6 separate regions of the Homo sapiens genome follow, and all the other regions are linked to region 5. The links are chromatin contacts, found by Hi-C in ENCODE. All regions are on one chromosome and are shown on one strand. Each heading gives the region's core, a stretch centred on a gene start or an enhancer-like site at or near the end of the contact. The rest is flanking DNA. Distances are from core to core; before and after follow the strand shown. Region 1 holds the start of KIAA1586. Region 2 holds the start of PRIM2 (DNA primase subunit 2). Region 3 holds the start of ZNF451 (zinc finger protein 451). Region 4 has its middle 19 kb from the start of LMBRD1. Region 5 holds the start of PHF3 (PHD finger protein 3). Region 6 holds the start of SDHAF4 (succinate dehydrogenase complex assembly factor 4).

The links. A loop is a pair of places that touch in the nucleus more often than their neighbours do. Pooled maps may share reads with other maps.
Region 1: a pooled map shows a loop between it and region 5 (3-fold over the local background). The contact joins the promoter of KIAA1586 here to the promoter of PHF3 in region 5. A Hi-C loop is called at or near these places in 2 of 50 pooled maps.
Region 2: a loop to region 5 is called in a pooled map, with 4 times the contacts of the local background. The contact joins the promoter of PRIM2 here to the promoter of PHF3 in region 5. A Hi-C loop is called at or near these places in 3 of 50 pooled maps.
Region 3: a pooled map shows a loop between it and region 5 (30-fold over the local background). The contact joins the promoter of ZNF451 here to the promoter of PHF3 in region 5. A Hi-C loop is called at or near these places in 5 of 50 pooled maps.
Region 4: a pooled map shows a loop between it and region 5 (3-fold over the local background). The contact joins the enhancer-like site here to the promoter of PHF3 in region 5. A Hi-C loop is called at or near these places in 3 of 50 pooled maps.
Region 6: a loop to region 5 is called in a pooled map, with 4 times the contacts of the local background. The contact joins the promoter of SDHAF4 here to the promoter of PHF3 in region 5. A Hi-C loop is called at or near these places in 3 of 50 pooled maps.

The regions. Positions count from the first base shown.
Region 1 is chr6:57,045,298-57,048,259 of GRCh38, forward strand. It overlaps KIAA1586, which reads left to right and starts at 1,396. Exons shown (of 4, transcript NM_020931.4): 1 at 1,396-1,479; 2 at 2,016-2,099. The coding sequence starts at 1,459. RefSeq lists a silencer at 154-448 and enhancers at 1,078-1,167, 1,984-2,861.
Region 2 is chr6:57,316,226-57,319,057 of GRCh38, forward strand. It overlaps PRIM2 (DNA primase subunit 2), which reads left to right and starts at 1,405. Exons shown (of 14, transcript NM_000947.5): 1 at 1,405-1,476; 2 at 2,212-2,374. The coding sequence starts at 2,221. RefSeq lists a silencer at 490-539.
Region 3 is chr6:57,088,685-57,091,548 of GRCh38, forward strand. ZNF451 (zinc finger protein 451) reads left to right here and starts at 1,504. Exons shown (of 15, transcript NM_001031623.3): 1 at 1,504-1,590; 2 at 2,127-2,210. The coding sequence starts at 1,570. RefSeq lists enhancers at 1,173-1,322, 1,190-2,072 and a silencer at 1,493-1,562.
Region 4 is chr6:69,814,964-69,817,924 of GRCh38, forward strand. No RefSeq gene overlaps it. Among named protein-coding and RNA genes, the nearest start is that of LMBRD1, 19 kb to the left of the region's middle. RefSeq lists enhancers at 1,043-1,362, 1,473-1,542. Within about 2 kb of position 1,253, at least 4 of the 41 ENCODE cell types and tissues checked have a DNase peak (open chromatin) inside an H3K27ac peak, as active enhancers do.
Region 5 is chr6:63,634,289-63,637,311 of GRCh38, forward strand. It overlaps PHF3 (PHD finger protein 3), which reads left to right and starts at 1,514. Exons shown (of 16, transcript NM_001370348.2): 1 at 1,514-1,862. RefSeq lists enhancers at 202-739, 1,271-2,091 and silencers at 1,309-1,668, 2,109-2,288.
Region 6 is chr6:70,565,440-70,568,245 of GRCh38, forward strand. It overlaps SDHAF4 (succinate dehydrogenase complex assembly factor 4), which reads left to right and starts at 1,491. Exons shown (of 3, transcript NM_145267.3): 1 at 1,491-1,565. The coding sequence starts at 1,502. RefSeq lists a silencer at 1,779-1,838.

The DNA of each region.
Region 1 (2,962 bases), core at 146-2,645, 6.6 Mb before region 5:
TCACATTACATGACTTCAAATTCTACTACAGAGCTATAGTAACCAAAACAGCATGGTACTGGTATAAAAACAGACACACAGACAAATGGAACAGAATACAGTACCCAGAAATAAATCCACACACTTAGGGCATGGCTACACGGAGGAAGGGGTTTCTGAGCACAATACTCTGTGTGTGTTAACTTTGTAGTTTTGAAGTTAACAAGACCCTGGGCTCGCTATGCAGTCCGTATGTGATGTTGAACCCTTTACACACAGCACTAGACGGTTTTGAACCTATCAAAACACTGCTTCACTTAAATTTCACCAACTCCTTAAAATCCTAGTAAGTCTATGTTTTCCTTTGTTCCTATGTTCTCCTTTTCTCCCACTTTGTGGGTTGTCTGTTTACTCTGCTGATTATTTTTTTTGCTGTGCAGAAGCTTTTTAGTTTAATTAAGTTCAGTCTATTTATCTTTGTTTCTGTTGCATTTGCTTTTGGGTTCTTCATCGCGAAGTCTTTGCCTAAGCCAATGTCTAGAAGGTATTTTTCCGGTGTTATCTTGAGCAATTTTTATGACTTCGGGTCTTAGATTTAAGTCTTTGATGCATCTTGAGTTGATTTTTGTATAAGGTGAGAGATGAGGATCCAGTTTAATTCTTCTACATGTGGGTCACCAATTATCCCAGCACCATTTGTTGAAAAGGGTGTCCTTTCCCCACTTTATGTTTTTGTTTGCTTTGCTGAAGATCAGTTGGCTAATCAGATACCTCATAGCTCCTTTGTTGTATAATTTTGTGCATTGTAGATCAGGGTCAAAATGATAAAGGTGATTTTCTGGGACTACAGACTTGTCAATAACAGGTGGTCCTAGGCTGATAGAGGTAAACAAATAAAAGCTTTAAAAGAATATTCTCTGTTAAAATTTGCTTTCATAAATTTCATGTTTAAAATCATTTGTGAATAAATGTTAAAATAAAAAGGTGAGCCACGATTTTGGTAAGGCAATTTCTGAGCAAATCACACACAATTTTTTTTCATTCCCATTGATCTATTACATAGACGAATATTTGGTTGTGAAAAAGTGAGAGAAAGAACTCGGCTATTTTATTATAGTAGAGCAACACCGAAGGGAGACGACTTCGCTGTAGCTCAGAGTCTTTTTCCATTCTTCACCCACGCGCGGGGCAGTCGCGCGGCGCGGTCGCGCGGCGGGTAGGAACTACCATCCCAGCATCCTCTGCGGCGCGGGGAAGGAAGCCCGGGAATGAGAGAAAGAGGCTCCGGGGAGATAGCGGACCAGTGAGGGCTGCCCCTCTTTTGAAGCGGTTTTCGTCTCTTTCCGCCAGTGGCCTCCCAGCTCACGCAGGGGCGGGTCCCGGTAGCGCGAGGCGGTGCAGGGCGGGAAGGGGAGTGGTGGCGGCTGCGGCAGTAGGGACAGCAGGAGCAGTGGTGCTGTCAGCGCGGCCGTCGGAGACATGGGAGACCCGGGGTCGGAAGTGAGTAGTCGAGTGAGGGTCCTGGCGTTCTCAGAGGCGAACCGCGAAGGGTTTGTGTTTTCTGCGGTCTGAGGCCTGGTGCTCCGTCGCAGCCTCGGGGCGATACCTCTTCAGTGTCTTGGGCCGAGCCCAGCTCTGGGGCCTGGTGCGTGTCTGAGCGAGGAACCCGCAGCAACAATGGCCGCCCGGCCCCCCGCACGGGCCCTGGCGTTCGTTGTGGCCGCGGCTGGGCCAGTGGGAGCGACGTTTTAAGGCAGGATTGCCCTTCGGTGTTGAGCTTGCGTTCCTCCTGGAGTAGATAAGGGGAATTGTGAGAGGCTGGTAACTAACGCGTTTTCAGCGTTGGGTCCCTGCAGCTCCGCACACTCTGTGGCAAGAGCCAGAGCTCGAGTTCCGTTCCTAGTCGGGTTTCCGTGAAATTGTGCTCAGTTCGTTTTCCTCAAGAGCTCTCTGTCTTTAATTGTTCCTTTCGGAAACGCTCTCTTCCTACACGAATGTGGCTGAACAGATAAGCATGTTTTGGCTTGTTTTTATAGATAATAGAATCTGTCCCTCCAGCTGGCCCTGAGGCATCTGAGTCAACAACGGATGAAAATGAAGACGACATTCAGTTTGTCAGTGTAAGTAGCAATGATGATTGGGGTTTTCCCAGAGTAAAAGACTATGGTGGGCCATTATGTAATGTTACCTCACCTGGTCATTTAATGTTCATGAGTGTCTAATACATACTAGACACTGGAGCATGGCGCAGGATTGGGAAATTTACCAAAAGAGCTATCTGAGCCACCCCCGTAGCCATCACAAAGAGCACGTCCTAAAGAACGTGCTGTACACTTAATCTCGCCCCCTGCCTTTCATTTAAACTTAAGATAAAAACGCTGGTGTCTAAAACGCTGTTTTGAAATGGAGCAAGAGTAACTTCTAAAGGCGACACGGAGGAAGGAGCTGCTAATGATGAGCAAGGACGTAGAAAACAGGAAGGGTTGTGAGAGCCCAGAATCTTAGCGTTATGGTGCTTCTAACATGAAGGCAAATAGCTTGAAGATTTCTCTAACCTCTGAGATCATCATGTTACGGCATAGTACAGTTGATGCTCATAATGAAGAATCCTACATCACTGGGAACATGCTCTATTTTTCTGAGTTTGTTCCCTTTGAGACAGTAGTTTTCAAGCCTTAGTAAGTATAAACAGGCAGATTCCTGGGCCCCACTGCAGACCTACCGAATCAGAATTTCCAGGCGGGGGCCTAGGAATCTTCATTTTCAGACAAGTGCAGGGACATAAGGATTTCTGAGCACACTTTGGACAGAATGGGTTTCTAAAGCAGAAGGGAGTGTTTTATGATATATTTTGGGGTGATTTTCATCCATAATTGTTGGAGTTTTAGAAAGGCTTTGCGTAAAGTGGTATCTCAGCTCGCCAGGCAGAAAACAGTTCTGTCCCCAACTCGTCTTTTGGAATGCCGTAGTTAGTTGCAGTTTG
Region 2 (2,832 bases), core at 155-2,654, 6.3 Mb before region 5:
ACCAGCTTGCCAACATGGTGAAACCCCATCTTTACTAAAAATACAAAAATTAGCCAGGCGCCTGTAATCCCAGCTATTTGGGAGGCTGAGGCAGGAGAATCGCTTGAATCCCGGAGGCGGAGGTTGCAGTGAGCCAAGATCGCTCCACTGCACTCCAGCCTGGGCGACAGAACAAGACTCTGTCTCGGGTATTGGTGGTGGGTCGGGGGGAATAACCTATCTTATGTGGTTATGATAATAAAATGAGTTGATATGTAAACCACTTAGAACAGGTCCTGATATAAAGTCAGTGCCAGCCACAGTTTAGTCCAGGCTGGGTAGATGCTTTGAAGCTTGATATTGTTTCAATGTACTTTGCATTTCTAAAAACGTGAACATTTCAAAGCATTCATTTGATCTCCTAAGGACTACCTATACCGGAGCCTCATTCCAGCACATTTGTAAGCGAGGCACGCCTCCTAGAGGCCACGAGTGAAGTTAATTTCCAGTTCTCGAAAATCTTACAGACAGCGGAGAACTGGTGTGGTGGCTCTGACGCCCCGCTTGTGAGTCTGCAGTCGGACATCTGGAAAGTAAGCGGCACGTCCGCGTGATTTCCAGTGCTTCATCTTCTTCCACCCTACCTTCCCTCCGAGGCTGGGTTCTTCTAATTCCTGTAGATTGCAGAGCGATTCCTGCGAATGTGCCTTCTTTCATTCATTCTAGTTCATTCCACAGATAATTCAGCTGCGCGCTTCCTCTGTGCGAGGCATTGCCGGAGAGCGGGGAGCGAATTGAACGTGGAACCTGCCAGTAGGGGCTTGCCGCCCAATACGAAATTCAAAATATGTATTGTATGTAGACGGGCAAACTAACGAGGATCTTGTAACTTGTTTTCTCATCTGCCAAATGGGGGTAATACGATCTTATAGGACCTTATAGGTCGCTGAAAGATTAAACGAGCGGAAAAAAAAGAGCCCCTAATAGTGAGCTAGGTGCAAAAAAGATCCTAATGCCTTTTTTCCTCATTCCTCCCCAGATTGAAAGTGATGAGTGCCAGCCCTGAGGGTTAAAGCGCCATATTTTCCTCAATATAGGGAATATTTGTTAGTGTCCCCAGACGAAGTTACATTGGTTCAATTTTCGGCGTGTGGGAGTTTTCGCCACTAGCATTCAGCACCCCAGTTTCAACCGTTAAAGCTACCGACTCCACATACAGGAAATGCATCTTAAAATTTGGAAAAAAAATCCCCAAAACACTGACATCCAAACACTTTAAAGCTGCCAAGGTGGACGGAACACCTTGAATTCCCAGACGCGCTCCACTGAGCATGCCCAGAGCCTCAGGCCAAACCCCCTCCTACCCGCCAAGGGGAGGTGGGGCAGGGCTGGCCTTCTGTGCTAGTCACTTCCTCTTCCGGTTTCATATGAACTCTCCCGCCACCCGGGAACAGTGGCTGCCACCGTTTGTGTTTTCCCGAGTTTGAATTCTTGCAGGTAGGGGAAACTTCCGCGAATTTAGGACAGAGAGCAATCCTGTTATTAAGGCTTGCAAGTCGAGAGAAAGGAGAGATGGATCACTTTGCAGGCAGCAGTAGCAGAAGGACAGACTTGGCGGGTTGGTTGTTTGGGGCAGACACCCAGGTACCAGGGAGGAGTTGGGGAGAGATAGGTTTGCCAGTGGAGTGAGGAGGGGTGTTGGGGATGGAACTTTTGTAAGGCACTTGTGGATGCTCCCGAAAAGGAGTTCCGAAAGACAGTTGCTCTGTTTCCCAGAGTCATAACAGAGGAAGTGAGTAACTGGACCCAGTCCATCAAGTAAGACCCTCATTTAGCCAGAACCTACAGCACTTTCCTCTAAGTTCAGGATTGCAGACCACGTAAAACCTTATGTTAACTCTTGGGATCGTAAAGATCCAAGAACAGTGACACACAGGCCTATAATGAGCAGGCAACATCACCTGACTTTCATGTTGCTGAAAATTAGGATCACCACCTGCATCTGCTCTAGCGCCTCTCCCACCCCCATTACAAAATTATTATAGGTGTATTGTAGAAAATCTGGAAACGAGAGAAGGACATCACCCAGGAATTGCCACTGCTAACATTTTGTGCATGCCCTCAAATCCATTTTTTTTCTGTGTTTGTGGAATTATTTTTTCGTGTTTTTTCTTTTTTTTCCCCCAACTTTGTTTTCCATCATTTTACGCTTTTTGTGTACTTCCTTCTAAGGTGACCAAGATGGAGTTTTCTGGAAGAAAGTGGAGGAAGCTGAGGTTGGCAGGTGACCAGAGGAATGCTTCCTACCCTCATTGCCTTCAGTTTTACTTGCAGCCACCTTCTGAAAACATATCTTTAATAGAATTTGAAAACTTGGCTATTGATAGAGTTAAATGTAAGTACTATTTAAATTAGAATGTATATATTCTTGAGAAGCTCACTTACCCTTTGTGAGAATGAATGAAGGTAATTCATTTCCTTCATTCAGCAATCCATTCAACAAGTATTTATTGAGGTAATTCATATCCTTCATTCAGCAATCCATTCAACAAATATTTGTTGAGGGTTTGGTACTCATTCATTTATTTATTGTACAATGCATATTATTGAGTGCCATTATGTTCTAGGTGGCAGGGATTTTGAGATGAATAATGTTATTTTTTGTTGAAGTTTTATTCTAGTACATGGAGACAGACATCCAAAATAATAGTCATAATTCAGTATTTTAACTGCTCTAGTAGAAGTAAATGGTAGTGCTGTTGAAACAAAGAAGTGGGAGTGACTGACTTAGTCTTATTAAATGAGCTTCTTAGAGAAGTTGAAATGTGATCTGGACATACTGAAGAATGAGTA
Region 3 (2,864 bases), core at 254-2,753, 6.5 Mb before region 5:
ACACATTAACGTTTTAAAAATATTTAATTTACACACAGCTTTTGAAGAACTCCCCATGCACGTCTGTCATTCTCAATTGGCTTCCACAAGTCTCAAACTTACTAGGTAGAAAGTAACTAAAGTCATAAAGCACTTGGTGGAAATGCAGGAAATGTCAAATATTAAACAATAATTACTACAGGCTTAGGCAATCAGATGGTAGTTTTGCATACAAACAAAAACAGGAATCTGAGATGTTAAATAATTTGTGTTTTTTTTTTTTTTTTTTTGAGACAGTGTCTTGCTCTGTCACCCAGGCTGCAGTGCAGTGGCATGAATTTGGCTCCCTGCAGCCTGGATCTCAATCTCTCGGCCTCAAGCGATTCTCCTACCTAAACCTCCTGAGTAGCTGGGACTACAGGCAAGGACCACTACGCCTAGCTAATTTTTGTATTTTTTGTAGAGACGAGGTTCCCTCTTATTGCTCAGGCTGGTCTCGAATTCCTGGGTTTAAGTGAACCGCCCGCCTCGGCCTCCCAGAGTGTGAGGACCCGCCTGGCCTAAAATAATGTTATCACTTAATTCTTTTCATAAACTTTATTGACAACGATTGGTGTGTTTTTTTAAAAAACCTTTTTAAATTTTTGGTAAGGTATTACCTGAGAACAGATTAAATGCATAGTTGAATATAAAAGATCTATTTTATAGACTGGTTTATGAGTGTGAACACACAAAAGGTTAAAAGGTCAACCTTACAGCAGTCTATAAATAGATCTCTCATATTCTCTCAGTATATCTGAGAATATTGAAAAAGTGCATTTCAAAATCACTGGCTAGGGTTTAGTGATAGTTAGGTAGACCTCGGTTCCCTTTCCTATTGGGCCCTGGATTTCCCATCCCTATTTTCTTCCTCAGGTGTATTAATACTGGCAGGGCCTGGGAGACTGACGCTAGGGAAGAGGTGTGTAATGTAAGGATACTTCAGATTCTTTCCTGATCCTAGGATTCAGCTAAACCTCCACATAGCCCCTGTCCTCAAAAATGAGTAAATACATAAATTTAAAAATGAAAGGAAAAAAAGAGAAATCCGTTCCCACCACCCACCTTCAGGGCTAAAACAGAAAAATCAATGAGCTGCGCTTCACAACCATACCAAAACCAAACAAATACCAACTCAAACCCTCCTTCACATCCTCCCACATCTTCCCAGTGCTTCGCTATCTCACAGGACCCAGCTGGCCCCTGGCTTCGCCCCACCCACTGCAGCTGGCGTCTTTTAGGCGCATGGTTCTTTTCCTCTCCGGCGAGGGGCGGTCTCGGGGCGGACCCGAACTACAATTCCCAGCATCCTGCGCGGCGCGGGGAAGGAAGCCCGGGAGTGAGAGAAAGCGGCTCCGGGGGCATAGCGGGCCAGTAAGGGCCGCTCCTCCTTTGAAGAGGTTTTGCGTCTCTTTCCGCCGGTGGCGTCGGCGCTCACGCAGGGGCGGGTCCCGGTAGCGCCAGGCGGTGCAGGGCGGGAAGGGGATTCGTGGCGACGGCGGCGGCAGGGACAGCAGGAGCAGTGGTGCTGTCAGCGCGGCCGTCGGAGACATGGGAGACCCGGGGTCGGAGGTGAGTAGTCGAGTGAGGGTCCTGGCGTTCTCAGAGGCGAACCGCGAAGGGTTTGTGTTTTCTGCGGTCTGAGGCCTGGTGCTCCGTCGCAGCCTCGGGGCGATACCTCTTCAGTGTCTTGGGCCGAGCCCAGCTCTGGGGCCTGGTGCGTGTCTGAGCGAGGAACCCGCAGCAACAATGGCCGCCCGGCCCCCCGCACGGGCCCTGGCGTTCGTTGTGGCCGCGGCTGGGCCAGTGGGAGCGACGTTTTAAGGCAGGATTGCCCTTCGGTGTTGAGCTTGCGTTCCTCCTGGAGTAGATAAGGGGAATTGTGAGAGGCTGGTAACTAACGCGTTTTCAGCGTTGGGTCCCTGCAGCTCCGCACACTCTGTGGCAAGAGCCAGAGCTCGAGTTCCGTTCCTAGTCGGGTTTCCGTGAAATTGTGCTCAGTTCGTTTTCCTCAAGAGCTCTCTGTCTTTAATTGTTCCTTTCGGAAACGCTCTCTTCCTACACGAATGTGGCTGAACAGATAAGCATGTTTTGGCTTGTTTTTATAGATAATAGAATCTGTCCCTCCAGCTGGCCCTGAGGCATCTGAGTCAACAACGGATGAAAATGAAGACGACATTCAGTTTGTCAGTGTAAGTAGCAATGATGATTGGGGTTTTCCCAGAGTAAAAGACTATGGTGGGCCATTATGTAATGTTACCTCACCTGGTCATTTAATGTTCATGAGTGTCTAATACATACTAGACACTGGAGCATGGCGCAGGATTGGGAAATTTACCAAAAGAGCTATCTGAGCCACCCCCGTAGCCATCACAAAGAGCACGTCCTAAAGAACGTGCTGTACACTTAATCTCGCCCCCTGCCTTTCATTTAAACTTAAGATAAAAACGCTGGTGTCTAAAACGCTGTTTTGAAATGGAGCAAGAGTAACTTCTAAAGGCGACACGGAGGAAGGAGCTGCTAATGATGAGCAAGGACGTAGAAAACAGGAAGGGTTGTGAGAGCCCAGAATCTTAGCGTTATGGTGCTTCTAACATGAAGGCAAATAGCTTGAAGATTTCTCTAACCTCTGAGATCATCATGTTACGGCATAGTACAGTTGATGCTCATAATGAAGAATCCTACATCACTGGGAACATGCTCTATTTTTCTGAGTTTGTTCCCTTTGAGACAGTAGTTTTCAAGCCTTAGTAAGTATAAACAGGCAGATTCCTGGGCCCCACTGCAGACCTACCGAATCAGAATTTCCAGGCGGGGGCCTAGGAATCTTCATTTTCAGACAAGTG
Region 4 (2,961 bases), core at 3-2,502, 6.2 Mb after region 5:
GGATGGATGTTCAGACATGCCTCATTATAACCCCCTCCCTTGCTAACCACCATTAGGCTTTCTACTCTGAGGGCTAAACAGAAACTAGCCCTTTCAAAAGACTCCACACTGATAATGTTGATCACTAGCTTATCTTTCCTGGTACAGAACAAAGACAAGATGAAATCAATTGTTCTTTTACCCTTGCCTGAGATGTCTGCTTCCTCTATTCCCTTTTTCTTCACATGTTCACCTTATCTTATGTAAAATGTAGATTTATTAGGCACTAACTAAAAACCTTACAAGTATGTAATCATTAATTTCACTGCTACCTGCCCGCCCCTTTTCTTAAAGGAAAATATGTAAATACTAAACTTCCTGAGAACCTCTTTGGAAAACACAATCACAGAATGCATCTGTGACTTGCATTTTAACCAGGTGAACCCTCAGGCTGGCTCAATAAACATCAATGATCTGAGACTTATGCTTCAGTCACTCACTTTGATCTGTCAACGGAAAACTCTCAAGAAATTTCCTTTTTATATCTTTTAAGCAAACTCACACACACACACACACACACACACACACACACACACACACATACAGCTTTTTCTTTGCTAAGTCTGTATGTCAATTAACATCTGACCAGTACTAGAATAAGCTTAATTTTCAAGGGAAGATGGAGCTTCGTGAAAGATAGAGAGTTGTCCCATCATTTCTGATGATTACAACTCATCTTTCTTCAGGCCAGATTTTTTTTTTTTTCCTGATGTGCAAATACAAGTTTTCACAAGTTTCTTGAAAACCATTCAGTCTTTACCATTACCATGTACCCAAATCAATCATCTGTTTACTATTACCTAATTACCTTGTAACTTATACGTTTCTGGAGCTACCTGTAATCCAGTCTCATGGACTCACACTCAAAGAAACACCAGTTGGGCATAAAAATATAATTAGAAGCAAGGGAGATTTGATTCACGCCCATGAGAAATTACCAAAGGGTAATTAGAGTAATTATACTTCTTTTAAGTTCTCTTTAGACCTCACTCTCATATTCTCTCACATGTCTGCAGGGGCAGATTTACCATCATGTTAATGGAGCTTCAGCGCCAATGATCCACTTGCACAGGTGTTTTCCATGGTCCTGTGGAAAAAAAGGCCTAGCAATGTGTTCCCATGGACCTATGGTTTTTTTGTAAATTTTTGTAAGTAATGTATTTTTGCTTCAGTCTGTTGAGACCACTGTCTCTTTCCATTTTCACTTTCACATTTTGCCTCATATGAGTATCACTGGAGTGGCTGCAGGCATTCTGAGGCTCCAGCTCAGGTTAAGTAGGGTTAGGGATGCATTTAGTTTAGGTTGAGTGGGATGTATTTACATGGAGTTACTCTCATGTTTAGTTAAATTATTGCTAGGCATCCAGGTGTAGCAATGGCTTTCAGGAATATTCTTATTGCCCATGATTCCAATTTGATGTGCACTATGACACAAAGGCAAGACCAGAGGTCTATTTTTGAAAGTGTGGAGCCAAAATGAAGGCTATTTTCTAGATTTTGTGATGTCTGTGGTATTCGGCATCTGTTAAAATTTTCTAATCTGTTTTTCTCATTCTAAATTAAAGTTTACTTTTGAGTCTAACTTTGTATTCATAATTTTCCATTCTTTTTCTTGAGGAGGAGCCCCCACAAAGTTAAAAGCTTGTCTCCTGGATCCGCCTTGCAGATGAGAAAAAAATTCTCACTGCCCTCTCTCTGGTTCCTTCCCAGAAAACTTTCCTGACAGACAGACAGGCTGGCTTTTCACACTAAGCACCACTTCCTGCTTAACAGTGCCCCCATCACTGCTTCCGTCTTTCTGTTGCCTTTTCAAGTACACCTTTCTCACTCACGAATATCTTGCTAAGTATCTGGGTCTTCTTTTCCTAACTGCCTTCTTTTTGAGAAGTAGCTCTGTGTTTTGGAATTAAACATAAATAAAATCCTCCATCTCTTCCACAATTAGCCATTGTTTCTCTAACTTGAGCAATACATAAATTAGTCCTTTTTAAATGGGAAAACATTTTGGGGCAATCTAATGACAACTTATTTTCATGATGCTATTTAAATAAGTAAAAATGTAAAACAATGGATGAATGCCTTAATTTTATAGGCCTTATACAACTTTACAACAAATAAAAATTCAAGTGAAACTTAAAAAGAAGATAAAATCATGTTAATAACATTATTTTAATGTGATGCATAGTGGCATTTGGCTGAAAAAAAATCATTCAGTCCTGAGTTTAATAGTAGAAAGATGCAGACTCATGTCTGGTTTTATAATTAATCTCTTTTGACATTTTGATTTCAATAATGCAAATGTAGAAAATGTCTATTCCCATAAGTATATGGTACAAAATGGTATTAATAACTTCAAGTCTTTGTTTGCAAATTAAGTATAATCAGGCCTTATGCTTAACTAAATCTCTGCCAGTGAGCAATCCTGGAGTGCCAGTTTTATAGTGGAGTCATTTGATAATTGTATAAATGTTTGTTTTTACTTGGAGATAATATGAGTACTGGCACTATTGAAATATGTATTAAATGGGTATGTAATCTAATTATTGCTGGAACTGGAAATAGAACTATTTGTCATTGCATATTTTCTGCTAATGAAATATTAATTACAAAATGGGATGTACATGACAGTATTCTTAAAACCATTTGTTCACAATGTGAATACTGTATAACATTGGCTAACTAAAGAGATTCTTGTGAGGTTAGTAAGCCTGTATTATCATATGTCACAGGATCCATCAATTCTACCATGACATTTTTTTGTTCCAACCAAGGAACTACTTTCACACATTCAGTTTGTTACCTTACACTTACTCCATGCAAAAGAGACAGAAAATATAAACTGCAAGATAGTACTCAGTTATCAGGTACTTCAAATGAACCAGATGATTTAATATAGGCTCGTATTAATTTTGTAAAATTTTT
Region 5 (3,023 bases), core at 264-2,763:
CTCAGCCCTTCTAAGGGATTTTCCAGCTAGTGGTCTCCGTCATCAAGTTCTACTCTGTTGAATTCCTTCGGGGTTGGATTTTGTTTATAACAATAATTTTACTTTTTCTGAACGCCCTTTTAAAACGTCACACTGAGATCCACCAGAAGAGTAAGAATAACATTAGGCTTGTTTTTATAATTCATCCCAGACATCCCAAGTGAGAATTAAAAAAAAAAATTACTCATTTCTATTTTCCTTTCTCAAAAACACATTACAAAAAGATTGTAAAACAAAGTCTTGAGGGATTGATTAGTCAAGACAGGGGGTGAAACTCTTAAGAATCCAGTGGAATCAGGACAACCCAAACTTCCTTTGTAGAAGAGCATTTGCTATTAAGAGTGCTTAAAATATCAGAAGACTAGAGAGAGGAAAGAACAGATCTTCACCACATGCCTGTGACTTATTCTTCCACCCTGCACTAATCTTACAATGTGGGCTGCGGTTGGTCTAAAGCTTAAATCAACAAGTACTGTAAAGGTTTTAGAACAGTGCAGACCACACAGTAAGGTGCTCAGCAGGTACTGGCTGAATACTGTAATAGTCCCTGTAGATAAAAGCCACAAACCCTGTCCCTAAGTAGCTCCTTTTGGTTGGAGTGACTGACAAGCAACAATTACTTCACAGCGCTTATTAAGGGCTGAGATAGGGGTTAGCTCAAGTGTCTGTGGAAGCAGACCAGTGGGTCTCAAACTTTTTTTGTCTCTGGACCTCTACACAATATTTGTTACCACAAATAATGTATTTATGAAAAGCATATTTTCCAAATTAATAAAAGGGTGATATCTAAAATTTCTGCAGATTTCCTCAATGTCTGGCTTAATAGAAGATGGCTGGATTCTCTTATCTGTTTCTGCATTGAATCAGCTGCTATATGCTGTTTTGGTTGAAGGGTGGGAAGAAAATTTGGCCTTAGACACATGCTCCTGGCAAAGGAATGGAGGCTCTACTGAAAGGTCTTGGCGACCCCTCAGGGAAACCTGGGACCACATTCTGAAGACTGCTTACTGGATACCAAGAATGTTTCTTGGAGGTAGCAATTTGAGTCCTGAGGTAGATCAGCCATGTAGGGTGAGGGTAACGGAGGTAGTTAATGGTAAGGCTGCTGTGCCGAGCCAGCACAGATATTTGGGCAGAGGGCTCATCTACTCCATCCTATTCTACCATTCTTGAACTCACAGTCAATTAATAAAAAGTACCTGGGGTTGGGGAGCTGCGCATCAATATTATATTAACTGTGAAGCCTTAGTGCTTACTACGGTCGAGAAAAAGCGCTCCTCTGATTCGCCCCTCCCGGCGGCGCGGAGGTGTGAGCTAGAAGCCCGCAGGCGGTGCCGCGTCCTCCGAAGACAGGGAGGGGCGCGGCAACGCCGGGAAGCGCTGCAGCCCGGGGCCCCACGGAGGCGCGGCGCTCGAGGCCCTAAAGCGCGCAGGCGCGGCAGCGACGCAGGCCGCGGCCCCCGGAACGGTAAACAGTGGGGTCACGTGACACGGCCCCTCTCCAGCTCCCGCGCCGCCGCCGCACGCCGATGGCTGCGGGGTCTCGCGCCGTCGCACCGTCCCCACGCGGCAAGCGACCTTCGGGCTCAGGGCGGCGGCGGCTGCAACGAGGATTAGGAGGGCGGCGCGGAAGCCAAGAATAGTGTCGTCAGCAGCAGCCATTTGGTCCCAGGAGGAAAAGAGGCTGTGGCAGCGACGCCGACGTCCTGCGCGTACCCCCTCTCCGCGGCACCCACCGGGCCCCCTCCTCCTCCTCTTCGGCGGCGGCAGCGTCCACCATCTTCCTCTTGCTGCCAGTGGTAGCGCTCGTCTGGCGGAGCTGGGTGAGTTGCGGCTGTGGCCGCGGCCAGGGAGACGGGCAATCCTCCCCTCCCCCATCCCCTTCCACACGCACAGCGCCTCCGCGGGCCTCTCCGCCCCTCCCGCGGCGGACTCTCCGCGCTTTTCTCCCGCGCAGCCGAGAGATCGCCTCTCGGGCCTCTTGCGCAACGTCCTCGGCCTACCTGGGCCGCGCCGCTGGCGCCTGTGGACCATTTGGACCGCGGGCTGGGGAGGGAGTCGCAGCGACGCGGTCGCCAGGCGGAGGGTCGGGACCACGGCCTCTCTCCCGACCACTGGTACCCAGCCGTCTGCTGCGAGGGCGCCCCGCCGCCGCTGAGGCGCGGGCGCGCAGGCCCGAGGCACGGCGGGCGCTGCCTGGAAGGCCCGTCTCGCAGGCCCCCGGATCCGGCCGTTGGGGCCTCTTCCTTCTCAGGGAGCCCCAGCATGGAGCTTTGGGCCTTGGTTTCGGGAAACTGGGACTGGCCCTGGCTGCTAGGCTGCTCCCTGCTGCTGCTTTTTGGAGATGAGAGTTGCTCTTCCATTTATCCTCCAGTTACCGCGCGCTTTTGTGCCCGGGACTCAAACTGTGGACTCCTTTTGCTTAGTTTGAAATGAGAAGCCTAGACTCTTGCCTTCCGATAATACATGTAATTTAATGAACCACTTGTCGATACGTACGTGTTAATGGTGCTAAATAACTGATCACCTGACACGGGGGGCGGGGGCGGTGCGGAGAGTAGAAAGGAAGAGAATGTTGATATCGCGCACGGAGTCCTGTGTCCCTCCTTTCCCTCAGGATGTGTTGCCGGGTTAGGTGACCTTTTTCCATCTTTGGGCTTTTAAATGCCAATTCCTAGAGACTAGATTGGGGTGGTTATTAGTGCTTTCCAGTAGTCACGCGTAGAATATGTTCATGGATTAATGTTAAGTGGCAACACTGCTTTAATATTCTAGTCCTAATCTGCATTACATGTAGCGATATTTAATTTAAAAAGAATAATCGATTATTGAGGCTTCTCTAAATACTAACTTTACTATCTTATTTTAAGCTAAATTTAAAAACCAATGCAGTAAACTCTGTAGGGAGTACTTAAACAGTACGTTGTTGTATTTAGTTACTATTTTGGGGTCGAACTTGTCTTCCCTTTGACAAAATGATTGTT
Region 6 (2,806 bases), core at 241-2,740, 6.9 Mb after region 5:
AAGCTGAGAGGGGTGGATCCCTTGAGGCCAGGAGTTTGAAACCAGCCTGGTCAACATGGCGAAACCCTGTCTCTACTAAAAATAGAAAAATCAGCCAGGTGTGGTGACATGTGCCTGTAAAAACATAAAATACATAAATAAGCTAAATTATGCATGCTGGAAATAATTTTTTTTCCCTGTTCTGTTCCTTCAGGGCCTCTGTTAAGTGGGGCTCTAAATATGAAAAGCAGTCAGTTGCCAGCTGGGCCAGTTTATTGAGCAAAGCCATCATCCGACTTTGAATTTTTTCCTCAGTCAGCTAGTCACAAGGAATTCATTATTAAACTGTAGATATAAGCTAAAGGTCAAAAGCATGATATTAGGACTGTGAGCTCCCTACAAATGAAAACTGTTTCCGTTTTGACTTTGGCCCAGTTCTGTGTATCCCACTTTCTCTCTTTTTTCTTTTTCTGTTTTTGAGATGGAGTTTTGCTCTGTCTCCAAGGCTGGCGTGCAGTGGCGTGATCTCTGCTCACTGCAATCTCCGCCTCCCGAGTTCAAGCGATTCTTCTACCTCAGCCTCCCAAGTAGCTGGGATTACAGGAATGTGCCACCTCGCCCGGCTAATTTTTGTATTTTTAGTAGAGTGTTGGCCAGGCTGGTCTCGAACTCCTGACCTCAGGTAATCTACCCGCCTCGGCCTCCCAAAGTGTTCGGATTACAGGAGTGAGCCACCTTGCCCGGCCCACTTTCTCTTCGTAAAAGGATCTCCTTATCTAGGAGAACCAGATAATTCTCAGTTCATGATAAGAAGCTTCGATCGTATAACCACTTGATGTCACATGGTCAGACACTACCAAGGCGCAATAGCTAGCCAGAAACTTTTCTTTAAAAGAAAAGACAAAATTCCAGAATTCTGGGGGCCTTCACTATGATTCTGTAAATATTTCCACGAGTTGCACAAAGCATCCAGGTCTGCCACATCCACTCAACGCTATCAGAGCTGGTGGGATGTAAGGGTTAAGGGGCAGAGCTCATTGCACTGGATCCTGGCCTGGATGGAGAGCCTTTTCTTGCTTTGCACCTCATTCAAAAATGTCGCCTTTCATATCATCTGGTTAGTCGGTCAGAATGGACGAACTAGGAGCTGACTGAACAAAGATTTAAAACACAAAACAGGGAGAATTAGGTAAAAGAAGCATTTTACATGAGTGAGAGAGTAAAAGGTGCTCAATCTTTGTAAACTATAAAAGGGATCTTCCACGGGCCATTTCGGCTCAGACTGACAAGCATGAACGGAACGGAATTATTCCCTCTTCTAACTGCAGCCACGATTTGGCGTTTTAACACCGGGCTCAAGGTAGCCTGGGTCTCTCTTGGCCAAAGAGCCCAGGGATGCCTCTAACTCCTTTTCTAAAGCCGGCCACGGAGGCCCCGCCCTCTGCAGGGAGGCTCCGGATCATGCCCCCTGCTCCTCCCACTACTGCTTTGCGCCTGCGCGGAGGCTCGGGGAGTCGGCGCCATGACCCCATCGAGGCTTCCCTGGTTGCTTAGCTGGGTCTCGGCCACGGCGTGGAGAGCGGCAAGTAAGCACCTGGCCTCGGGGCCACGGTCGCGGGAGGGGTCGTGAAGGCCCAGGCGCAGAGAGAAGCGCCTCCCGCGGAGGAAGCCGCGTGTGTCCTGGCCGTTCGGTGTTGCCAGGGGCTGCCCAGCTTCTCCCGCCCAGCCGCCCACCCGGTGGCCTGGGCAGGTTCCTGCAGCGCCCCGGGTCTCGGGTGGGACTAGAGCGAGAAAATCGCTAAGGCCCTTTCAGCCCCCGGGACGTCCGCTTCCTACCGAGCACGCGGTGGCCCAACAGGACCACAAACGTTCCGGGTTGTTCCTGTGGGAGCTCGCAGGGCACACCGCACTTCGATGCCCCAGAGAAAAATGGAAAAGAAGGCCCTTTGGGAATGGGAGTCATTGATTTACTTATTTATTTACATCATTATTTACAGGAATCCGCGCTCCTGGTCCAGGCTCCAGCAGAAAAGGATTTGTGGCAGTTTACAGTTTATCTTTTAAAAATGGGAAAAGTGCAGAAGTGAGCCAAAGGCAAATAAGTATAACGTAAATTAGATGAAGCCAGGAATTGTCAGTACAGAAAAAGCATTCATGCTTTCAGTAAAACCAACATTTTTAAACCCATTGTTGTTGGAAATTTTTCTCAAGATAATACAGTTAGCAGCCCAGACTATGCAAAACATAATTTTATTTATTTATTTATTTATTTGTTTATTTATTTTGAGATGGAGTCTCGCTCTGTCCCTCAGGCTGGAGTGCAGTGGCGCAATCTCGGCTCACTGCAAGCTCTGCCTCCCAGGTTCACGCCATTCTCCTGCCTCAGCCTCCTGAGTAGCTGGGACTACAGGCGCCCGCCACCGTGCCTGACTAATTTTTTGTATTTTTAGTAGAGACGGGGTTTCACCGTGTTAGCCAGGATGGTCTCGATCTCCTGACCTTGTGATCCGCTCGCCTCGGCCTCCCAAAGTGCTGGGATTACAGGCGTGAGCCACCGCGCCCGGTCCGCAAAACATAATTTTAATATATGACACCTGGAGAAGTTATGTAAGTTGAAAACAGTAATTATTGCCCTCAAATGGTGCCAGATTTCTATGCAATTTGTTTTCCTTTGTGCAATCATTTTACCCAAATACAAACATTTTACTTAATTGTATAAGTTTTAAATAGTCCAGAAATGAATAATACAGAAAGTGAAAGTCCTACATTATCCAAACCTCAAGGTAATAACGTTAAAATTTTGTAGGGTTCATTCAACATCCCCCTT